2 separate regions of the Homo sapiens genome follow, and region 1 is linked to region 2. A link is a contact called in ENCODE Hi-C or POLR2A ChIA-PET data. All regions are on one chromosome and are shown on one strand. The core of a region is the stretch at or near the end of the contact, and the rest is flanking DNA. Distances in the headings are between cores, read along the strand shown.

Evidence for each region. A loop is a pair of places that touch in the nucleus more often than their neighbours do. ChIA-PET counts read pairs that join two places held with the same protein, here RNA polymerase II (POLR2A).
Region 1: a map with no recorded cell type shows a loop between it and region 2 (4-fold over the local background). The contact joins the enhancer-like site here to the promoter of SUCNR1 in region 2. A Hi-C loop is called at or near these places in 1 of 37 single-sample maps with no recorded cell type. POLR2A ChIA-PET finds 5 or more read pairs at or near these places in 1 of 52 experiments (Panc1).

Annotation. Positions count from the first base shown.
Region 1 is chr3:150,730,307-150,736,080 of GRCh38, reverse strand. LOC101928105 (a long non-coding RNA gene) reads left to right here. Exons shown (of 3, transcript NR_121657.1): 3 at 1,217-1,610. Among named protein-coding and RNA genes, the nearest start is that of SIAH2-AS1, 29 kb to the left of the region's middle. RefSeq lists a cis regulatory region at 2,084-2,775. Within about 2 kb of position 2,665, at least 4 of the 41 ENCODE cell types and tissues checked have a DNase peak (open chromatin) inside an H3K27ac peak, as active enhancers do.
Region 2 is chr3:151,871,305-151,876,902 of GRCh38, reverse strand. It overlaps SUCNR1 (succinate receptor 1), which reads right to left and starts at 3,260. Exons shown (of 3, transcript NM_033050.6): 1 at 3,197-3,260. All of the region lies in intron 1 of AADACL2-AS1 (AADACL2 antisense RNA 1), which reads left to right.

The sequences.
Region 1 (5,774 bases), core at 1,416-3,915, 1.1 Mb after region 2:
GATTAACAGAAATGGGCATATTTGGGCTATGTTTTCAAGGTAGAGTTAACAGGAGTTGCTAAAAAGTTGGATGGGTGGGAGAGGGGTGATGATTATAGGAATAAGGAAAAGAGAGAATCAAGGATGATCACTCCTAGGCTCTCATCCTGAGTAAATGGGTAAGAAGTTCCATGTATTGGGGCAGAGACTAGTGAAGGAGCCAGCATAGGGCAGAAATCTAGAGAGACACATGGCTGAAGACATCAACCAGACAGTTGTTTGTATGAGCTTGGAGCTCTGAGGAAAGGCCAGGATGGAAATACCAAAATGTGTGCACCATCACTATATGTATGGTGTTTAAGCTGTGGGGTGGAAGTGAGAAGACCCCGGGGTTTGGGCAATGGAGGGAGGTGCATACAGGCAGAAAAGAGGGTGGGACTCAGGCCTATCTCCTGGGACTGCCAACCTTTTAGAGGTCACATGAGGAGCCAGAGCCTGGAAATGAGGGTGGATAGAAGAAGTGGCCATCAAGATGAGGGGAACTCCTAGACAGTACGGCATCACAGAACCCCAGGAAAAAAATCTGGCTCAAGTAGAACAGAGGAGTTAGCCACTGAGAAGACAATCGAGGTCATGGCAAGATGTCAAGAGCAGTCTCATGGAGTGGAGAAGACAGAAGCCCAGAGGAGAGCAGGTGAGGGAGAGAACAGGGCATGGGTGAGGAGAGGAGGCAGGAGCTATAGCTATAGAGCTATAGACAAGTTGCTATAGACAAGGCTTTTAAGAAGTTCCGCAGAGAAGACGTAGAGAAATGAAGCAGTTGCTGCAGGAGAATAGTGGGATCAATGAAAGATTTTTTTGTGTTTTAAAAATTGGAGCCACTAGAGCATGGCACTGTGCCAATGGGAAGGATCCAAAAGAGAGAGCGAAATGGATGATGTGGAGAAGGAGGCAATCACAGCGGGGGCAAAGTAATCAGAAAGACAAGTTTCCAGGGCAGATTACTTACTTATGCAGTAGAGATGGTCAGGAAGCAGCCATTATTGAAATAGAGAGAGGTGGGAAAAAAATTGTGCCAACAAGCAAGGGTTGAAGCAAATTATGTTTAGAAGGCCCTGGTGAGGGCGTCTGTGCATATCCAGCCCTGAACAGGAGAAAGGCACTGGCTGCAGCTCAGTCTAGAACATCCCAGGCATCTGAGAGGTTTACACCTTAGCAAGCTGTGGTGTTTTTCTAGGTTCCATGAAAACCTGGAAGAAATATTCCTGAGGACCATCCAACACCATTTCCCTGAGAGACAAGCTGTAAGTGCTGTTCTAGTTACAGATCCGAGTCCCTGGTACATTGATATCAAGTAAGGGTGCATGCAGCTCAGAAGGCAGTTTCCATTACACTGGACAAGAGTGTGGCTGCCTGAGTCCTAGAACTGCAGTGGCTTCTGCTGACAATGTGAGGAGTAGCTGCCCTGTCCAGAGTGTGGCCCCGCACGCTGCCCCCTCCCCTGGAGGGACTGAAGAGAACAGCTTGGAGCATGCCCTTCCCTTTCCCTTATCTCGCCCACTATGCTAATGCTGCTCATCCCTCAAGATCCGAGTTATTCCTCCTCAATTCAATACACACCAATCAACTGCCCTGTGCTTGGTCCTGTACTTTATATCCTTGATATGGTTTAATTTTCAAAACAAAACACCTTGAGGTGGGTATTATCACTCCCATTAACAAACAAGAAGGTGGGGGCTCAGAGAGGCTAAGTAACTTGCCCAAAGTCACACAGCTTGTAAGCAGTGAAAATGGGATTTACACTCAGGAATGTAGCCCTTCCAACAGCCCTGCTGCCTGCAAAAGTGACTCAGATATGGACTTTACAGTCTAGCAGAAGTCTGAAAGCATCAAACAAAGAGGCAACTTACAGTAGCATGAAATATGCAACCACAACTACATCAACTATGTTTGCAAAGCAAGTTAAGACAAGGACGTACAAATTGCTATGGAGTTCAAAAGAGGATTGGAAAAGGCTTCCGGGAGAAAGCAGCGCGTGCATTGGGCCTTGGGTGTTGGGTAGGTTTTTGCAAGGCTGAGGTAGTTAGGAGGATGTGCCAAGAGATCAGCCTCTCCTGGATCAAGACCAAACCACTCAATGCCTAAGTCCAGCCTTGTCCACCTCCCATCCACTTCTCAGGGCTATTCTTCTCTCACACTTCCTTTGTTCCCGCGTTCCTGACACCCACACAAGGTCAGACACGTAGAACGTGCCGAGTGAATATCAAAGTTCAGCAGTGTCTTGTCTGGTCCCTAATTCTAATCTATCCTTTAACCCATCCTCATACTAGCTAAATTTCAGGACGAACCCTGTCCACAATAAAAACTACTTCTTCTAGAGAATTTGCCCTGCCCATAGTTCCTGGAACACCCCATGCAAACCCCCCACTAATTCACACACCCACAAACTTGTAATGCAGGCCACAGCTGATAAGACCTTACCCAGGCCAGCGGTTCATTGGCTGAGCAGCCACCAGTCAGATTCTCTTGAGAGAGTCAAAGACAGTCAGTGGTGTGCACCAGAGTCACACAGCCCTGGAAAGTCAGCACACTAGCAAAGGAAAAGCCTTGATAGCAAGAGGCCCCTAGGGGTGGAGGGAGCAGCCACTGCCGCCCACCCTGCCAGGTCCTAATCCCTCCCCAGGGAGCCCAGAAACACTCCATTTCCTGCTTTGAGGCATCTTGGAGACAGCCTGCTGTGCCTTCACAATTAATTCTTCTTATCACTTTTTTTTTCAATTTTAGACCATATTTATTCACTCCCACCACCAAAATTGAAGAAAGTAACACACAAAGTTTCTCCCTCCTTCTAATTTTGCTTAATTTTATGATTATTGCTGTCAAGATGTATAACTTTTTTTTTTTTTTTGAGATGGAGTCTCTCTCTGTTGCCCAGGCTGGGGTGCAGTGGTGCCATCTTAGCTCACTGCAACCTCCGCCTCCCGGGTTCAAGCGATTCTCCTGCCTCAGCCTCCGAGTAGCTGGAATTACAGGCACCTGCCACCATGCCCGGCTAATTTTTGTATTTTTAGTAAATACAGGGTTTCACCATGTTGGCCAGGGTGATCTTGAACTCCTGACCTCAAGCAATCCACCCGCCTCAGCCTCCCAAACTGCTGAGATTACAGGCGTGAACCACTGCACCCAGCCAAGATGTATAACTTTTAAAAAAACATTTTATTAGTAAATTTTCAAAAGGAAGGAGAATAATATAACGAATTCGATGTGTTATCACCAACTTCAACCATTATCAACTCTTGGCCAGCTGTCCTGCATCTATACCCTCACCTACATCCACGTGTGGATTTCTTTGAATCAAATCCCAGGCATCATATCATTTCATCTGTATATGTTTCAGTATAGAATATCTAAAGATTAGGACTTTGAAACATACTCACAATACTGTTTTTATATCTATAAAAATTATAAATTTTAATATAATCAAATATCCAGTCAGAGGTCACATTTCTCTGGTTGATATACAGTCTGTTTGAACTGGGATACATATATAAGATCCTTACATTGCTACTGATAAAATGCTTATGTCTTTTTTAATCTACAGATTCTCCCTCCATCTCTTCTCCTTTCTTGAAGTTATTTATTGAAAAACCCAGGGTTCCTATAGCAGAGTTTCCTATAGTCTCATTGCAACCCCAGAATATCATTTTATCAGATTCAGATTTGATTTTTCTTTTTATAAGACTGCTTCAAACCAACCAGGGAACTGTTGGGGAGGAAAAAAAAGAAGACTGCTTCATAGGTGATGGTAGTGATGTGTATGTCTATAACACAAAGGACAATGGCTGTTGCTCTCTTCCTCTAACTCTGTCTGTCTCTTTTAGTGATATTATCGGCCATTGATGGCTCATATTCACTTGTGAGGCATTACAGAATGATCTTTCAAATCATTCCTTTTTTATGAACTGGAAAACTTCTATAGTGACAAACTTCCTCTTTTCAACTATTGGTTTACCGTAAGGTACATTTTACAAGGGAAAGATAACATAAATGCCTGATTATTTTCCTTTATCAGTTTTCAAAACAATGAGGTAGTTTTCTAGCATCCTCCAAAAATAAAACCAATGAAGTAACATTTTAAAAATATATCAGGCAGGCCAGGCATGGTGGCTCATGCCTGTAATCCCAGCACTTTGGGAGGCCAAGGCAGGCAGATCATCTGAGGTCAGGAGTTCGAGACCAGCCTGGCCAAAATGGTGAAACCTCGTCTCCACTAAAAATACAAAAGTTAGCCAGGTGTGGTGGTGCATGCCTGTAGTCCCAGCTACTTGGGAGGCTGAGGCAGGAGAATCATTTGAACCTGGGAGACAGAGGTTGCAGTGAGCCGAGATCACACCACTGCACTCCAGCCTGGATGACAGAGCAAGACCCTGTCTCAAAAACTAAAAATCATTATGTCTCTTAAAAAAAAGAATATCATTATGAATTCATGGATTTTAACTTTTTTATGTATTTCAATTCATTGCCATTATTATCCTTGTTGATACTCATATCATTCCATCTTGGCCTGACAAATGCATATTCAGCTTGGTTCCTGAGTGCTTTTGACATGATCACAAATAGCCTCTGATGTTCCAGGCTCATCTTGTTCTTTTCCTGCACTCAACATGTAATCAACGATGTCTTCAAGGAACCTTGATTTCTTTAGTGTGAAACAATGATTCAAGACCACAGTCTAGGCAGTAGGAGCCCCCGTTATTCAAACTTGAGCCAGTTTGAATGGATTTTCTACCCTGGAGCTGAATAGATGTTGACTAGAATTCTCAATGTTTCCACCAAAATAAGTTATGAAAGAAGCAAATCTGGTCACACAAATCTAATTTAAAATCTTCCCTTTTTTAGACAAGAGTGTCAAGATAATTCAATGGAGAAAGAATAATTGTTTCAACAAATGGGACAACTGGATATTCACATGCAAAAGAATGAAGTTGGATCCCTGCCTCATGCATGTGTGTGTGTGTGTATATATATATAAAAATTTACATGACAGACAGACACTGTCCTTTGTGTTATAGATGTACCCATCACCACCATCAACTATGAAGCCATCAGGGTTTTTTCCCCAATAGTTCCCTGGTTGGTTTGAAGCAGTCTTGTAAAAAGGAAAATCAAATCTGAATCTGAGCAGATTATATTCTTGGGCTGCAATGAGACTATAGGAAACTCTGCTATGGGGAACCTGGGTTCTTCAATAAATAATTTCAAGAAAGCAAAAGAGATAGAAGGAGAATCTATAGATTAAAAGAGACATAAGCATTTCATCAGAGGCAATGTAAGAATGTTTCTATTATATATTACATATTATATATTCATTCATTTATCCAACACACATATATACATACTGCTTCCCTACACTATGCCAGGTACTGTTCCATACACAAAGGATCCAGCAAAATGTACAAAAACTCTAGCCCTTGGCTGGGCATGGTGGCTCATACCTGTAATCACAGCATTCTGGCAGGCCAAGGCTGGCAGGTCACTTGAAGCCAGGAGTTTGAGACCAGACTGGCCAACATGGTGAAACCCAGTCTCAACTAAAACTACAAAAAAAAATTAGCCAAGCGTGGTGGTACAAGCCTGTAGTCCCAGCTACTCAGGAGGCTGAGGCACAAGAATTGCTTGAACCCAGGAGGTGGAGGTTGCAATGAGCTGAGATTTCACCACTGCAACTCCAGCCTGGGTGACAGAGTGAGACCCTGTCTTCAAAACAAAATAAAACAAACAAGCAAAAAACCTCT
Region 2 (5,598 bases), core at 2,011-4,510:
GATAGTAGGTGATCTATAAATCTTTGTTGAGTGAAGAGATGAATATGAACACCTGACTATTTACAAAGCATTTTTATAAATATTTTCTCCAAGGCCAGATAAGCAGCAAGACCATCAGATTAAGCTCATTGCTTATTTCACTGTGAAAGTCAACACTATATATAATATAATATGATAAGTATTAAAAATTAGTAATTGTAGTAGTAGTAGCTGTAGTTTAGAAACACATTTGTATAAGGCAAAATTAAATATCTACCAGGATAAATTTTAAAACTGAAGCATTTAATTAAGAAATGACACCTGAAATTAATAAGCATAAGAAGTCTAGAAAGACGTGCATCAAAATGTTAATAGCTTTATCTCTAATGATGAGATTTCAGGTAGTTTTTATTATTTCCTTTCTCCTTTTATCTAAATTTCCTATCATTTTTTCTCTCAAAATTGGCATCTATTTGATAATATTAAAAACTTTAAATTTCTAGAAATATAGCAAAAATGTCAATAGGCTTTAACATATTAACAAACTTTATTTTTTTTAGCTCAATGGTCAGTTTTTACTATTATTATTTATTCTCAGTAGCTTTTAAGTCCACACTTTCTGGAAGCACTCTCTTCCTATCTTCTATGACACAACAATCTCCTTGTTTTCCTCCTTTCTCCATTTTCATGCTCTTTTGTGGCTTAATCCTTCTTTGCCCAAGTTTTAAATGTTGGACCTTCTCAGGCCTTATTTCTGAGCTCTTGTTATTTTGTGGGTACTCAAAAAGCTGGTGCACAAATTCAAATGAAAATTAAGGTATAGAAAGTTTCCTTGACACAAGAAATTTGTTTCACTTTTGCATTTCCTTTTTTTCTGGTCATAACGTTTATCTTTCTGCCTAGTCACCACTGGTAATGTTAATAGCTTATGTATTGTGCACAGCAGAAAGATTTGACTGCAATGGAAGGAAAATATAGCCACAAAGACTTGTGCAACTAGAGCCTGATTTCCTGCAACTATCACTCAGGCAGGTGACGGGTCACATGAAAGTCAAGGAGCATTCTGCTTTATAGTAGCCCAGAAGGTCGGGGATTGAAGGAGTAGTAGGGAAGGAGTAGAGCTGAAATAAGAGAAATGAATGACTAAATTATCATATTTGTCTTTCTTCTCATACAGTTGTTTCTTCATTTTTTTGAAACAACTTTTTAAAAATGTATGTGTAAAATTATTGTTAAGGTGTAACACTCATAAAATCAAATAGGCAAAAATAAGAAATAAAAATGGTCTGTAAACAGACCACTCCTAATATTTGGGTACCCTTTTACATTTTAATATTTACCTGAATTTTTATTCATAAAAATGAGATTTTTTTATGATGTTTTATAATTTTTTGATACATTTGTTTCATTTTTTCTAAGTTCATAATTCTAATAGATTATGATTTTATAAATATGAGCTGTGCAATATTTGCAGACCAATTTAACTTCACTAGGATACAAAATTTTGAAGATACTATATTTCAAATTGGATATGTTTATAGTTGGGTATGTTTTTAGTGTGGCATCGCAATTCTATAAACATATGAAGTAAGTTGCTCCTTTAAGCAAAACTCCCAATTAAAGAGAAAATTCCCTCATGAAAAATTCATATTCTCTCTTCTGCTATCTAGTGGCTATATTCTTAATTTTTAGGAAATGGAAATAGTGATAAATAAATTGTAACTGATTTGGATGAATTATTTTGAATAGGTATTTTTTAAGAGCAGAAATTAAAGTGAAATCTTTAGTTTCCAGTCCAAAAATATATCTAAAACTGTTAGAATTATTGAACTAGAAGCAATATCTAATTTACTCACATAAGCAGACCAATAATACTTAACTTGAAAATGTTTTTTACTTTAAATATATTCAGCCTTTTGAAAATCTGCATTTTTGAAATTTACTTTAAAATATATATGTGATAGTTTCTTAGCTTTTTAATTGTTTGTTTTTATAGTCATCACAATTAAACAAATAACATTTGTAAAATGTTTACTTTTAAGTGCTACCTTAAGGCAAATTTACATGGTAACATGAGAATTTTTTTTAACAAATTACTTTTTTGATTACTAAATAATTTGAGCAAAAATATATATTCACACTGAAAAGATATAATAATTTAACATTTGTAACTTTATTTTTATGTATTCCATACATTACACCAGAAATTAAGGTATTAAAAAGTAATAGTATGGCACAAATTGTGTATTAACTTCTTTAAGAATACCACACACATTTTGAAAAGTTATGGAAGGTAGAATAGAAATGGTTTCTGCAATTTTTCATTTTTCCTAAGTAAATTAATTATTGGGTAATATCATTTTTACACACATAAATGTTAAATTTAATTTTTAGGATGCCTGAAAATTCCCCCAAATACATTATTTTCTAAACATAAAAATATTATGCCCCAGCACAGTGGCTCATGCCTGGAATCCCAACACTTGGAGAGGCCGAGATGAGTGGATCACCTGAGGTCAGGAGTTTGAGACCAACCTGACCAACATGGTGAAACTCCATCTCTACTAAAAAATCCAAAAAAAATAGCCGGGCGTGGTGGTGGGCGCTTGTAATCCTAGCTACTCTGCAGGCTGAGGCAGGAGAATTGCTTGAACCCCAGAGGCGGAGGTTGCAGTGAGCCAACACATGCTGTAAATGTGTCACTCTGGCACTCAGACACTCTAGCCTGGGTGACAAGAGTGAAACTCTGTCTTAAAAAAAAAAAAAAAAAAAAAAAATATATATATATATATATATATGTATGTATATGTGTGTGTGTGTGTGTGTGTGTGTGTGTGTGTATGTATCAAATACATGATTGTTTCAAATCATTTAGGAACTTTAATTTTTCCCCATAAGTAGTTATATTTATTTAGGTAAATCCAATTACTATTTTGTTGAAATATAAGTTGTTGAGATGTTAGCAAATATAATAAATCCTTTTACATAAAATAAAATTAGTATTTGACAACTAAAAGAAGACAGTTAATTTGTTGAAAAATAAACGTAGAGATAAAAATGACTTTTTTTTTTCAATTATTTTGCTGTTTTACATCTATTTATAAAGAATTAATTTAAACACTTAATACTGAAAACCTTAATTGCTCACAGGTCACCTTTAGAAGGAAATCTGGCCTTACTTTATACACTGAGAGGCACAATTTGCCATGTAGCTTACCATTCTGTTGGAAGACTTGATCCCTTGACAGGAACTCTGCCAGCAGCTGGATATAGCTTCTGACCCAGTGTTGTGCCACTGGACATGGTTATTACAGTGTCCTATTTGCATATCCTATTTGCATATCCTGCAGCCAAGATTAATAATTCAAAAGCCCAGGAATAATTTATTCAGTCAAACCTCCCAGTCAGAGATGTTCATGCAGAGGAATTTTTGTGAGGCTTTTATTTTCACATTCACATTTATTTTATTTTCACATGCAGTTTTGCAATTGAATGACAAAAAACAAGTAACTCATTTCACAGGAAACACATTTACCAAATAGATTTTTAGAAAAACACTGTTGAACTTATTTTATCCACTACCAAAGCAACAGAGAAGCATTCCTTATTTTCATTTTATTTGCATATTTACACAATAAGAAGTGGTAAATACTGCTTATATTGGGAATACAGTTGCCTCTGCTTTTCTTCTTTTTTAAAATTAATTTTCTTAGTGAATTCTGTATTGAGAATATAATAACGAAACCTCTGTTTTCAATAACTTTGAGGGAACTATAAAACTGAAATTTTAAAGGGAAACCTGGATATATGCTATGTTGGTGTACTAGCAAAAAGATACTAGAGCTTCAAGTTATTTTCCATTTTATTTTCTGTGCTTAAAATCAAGAAACACATAAAAGATACATCAGATAGCTAGGGATTAGGGAGAGAGATGCTAAGTAAAATAACCTTAATAGATGGCAATTTATATATCCCAATCAATGCTCTGAAAAACATCTGGAAGTACATTACCACCATTTCAGACAGGAAGCACACCTGGCTTTTTCCAAGCATTATATTAGGTTTAGATTCAAGTAAACACTCAGTCTTCTTGATGTGAAGCATAGGGATTATACTAAGAAAGCCCATAATTGTGCAGGCAGCAGTAATTCAATTTAAATGCTATGTAAGTTGAATATTGAGTTAGCAATGACAGGCAGAAGCCCAAAAAGAAGCTCTGTTACAGGCATCCTCCTAACTAAGCATTTCTCCTCACCAATATCTGACAGCTTAAAAACTCAGGAACTCAAAATATATGTATGTATATATACACATACATATATACATACATATGTGTCTATATTACACACTTTATATACATGTGTAAAATATATTTATACATGTATGAATATTTATGTATACAAACATGTGCATTTACATGAAATAAAAATATCTATAATTTGTTGAGTTCTTGTGATGTGGCAGGCAGGTATTACACTAAGTACCTTTATGCATCAAATGCATATAGTAATCCTCTGAGGTTGTTATTATTTAAGATTTTTCTCATTTTGCAGATTAAAAAGCTAAGGTTCAGAGAGGTCAATTAACTTTCTCAAGATTGCAGAATCAATAACGGGAGGGACCAGAGCTTAAGCCTATGTACTTGGATTCTAAAAGCACCGACTCTGATTCTTGACTGCCTACAGAATTGAATGACAATACCCTTGTGCACAACAAAGTCTAAGAATTAATAACAGGTATTTTTCAGTAATGCAATTCTTTTCTACTTTTAGAAGGAAGAAAGGTTAAAACATTATTTTTGTCTATATTTTTAAAAGGGCAAAAAGCATTTGAATAACCAATGCCAGGCTTGTTAATTTTAGACATAAATTAACATGAACCCCTTCCAAGAAACAAAGACAAATGGATGTATTTCACAGGTTTCTGCCACCATTCTGATGGAAGAAAAGAGTAATTCCCCCTTTGTGGGGTGGTGGGAGTTCCCGAGAGCTTCCTCTTTCTTCGTCCCACTTCCTGACTACCATCTCACTCTGGCTGCTAAGACAAAAATTGGTCTATGCTTCTCCTTTTTCATAGAACACGTCATCTAGACTGTAGCCTGGTAGCCTTGTTTCCCTCCCAAGTCCTACTTCCTGTTTCCTCCGAATGCTCTCAGTTGAGATACTAGAGTGTTACTGGGAAAGACTTACTAAAAGGTCACGAGTATTTCTGCTACAAAGCTTTATGCAGGTCTGCAAAATGATAGCTGCACGGGAACAAGGCTGGATTCAGAATTATGACCCTGTGAGCAGGGTGGGTTTCATGGTATGCTACTGTGTAGTCTCACAGTGCTTCACACTCAAAAAAGATCACACAGTTGAGTTAATGCTCTACTGTCACATTCTTAATTAAAATGTTTCATAACTTCTTAACAAGGGACCCCATATATTTCTTTTGCACTGGGCTCTACTAAATATGTAGCCAGTTCTGCCTGTGAGAGTAGAAACCTCCTCAGAAACTATTTCTATTCAGTATAGCACATCAAATTTTGAGGGGGCAAAGTTTTTTTGTTTTGTCTTTTTTTTTTTTTTACATATAACATGTTGAGATGCACTGCTTGAGAATCAATGGAAGTTTGAA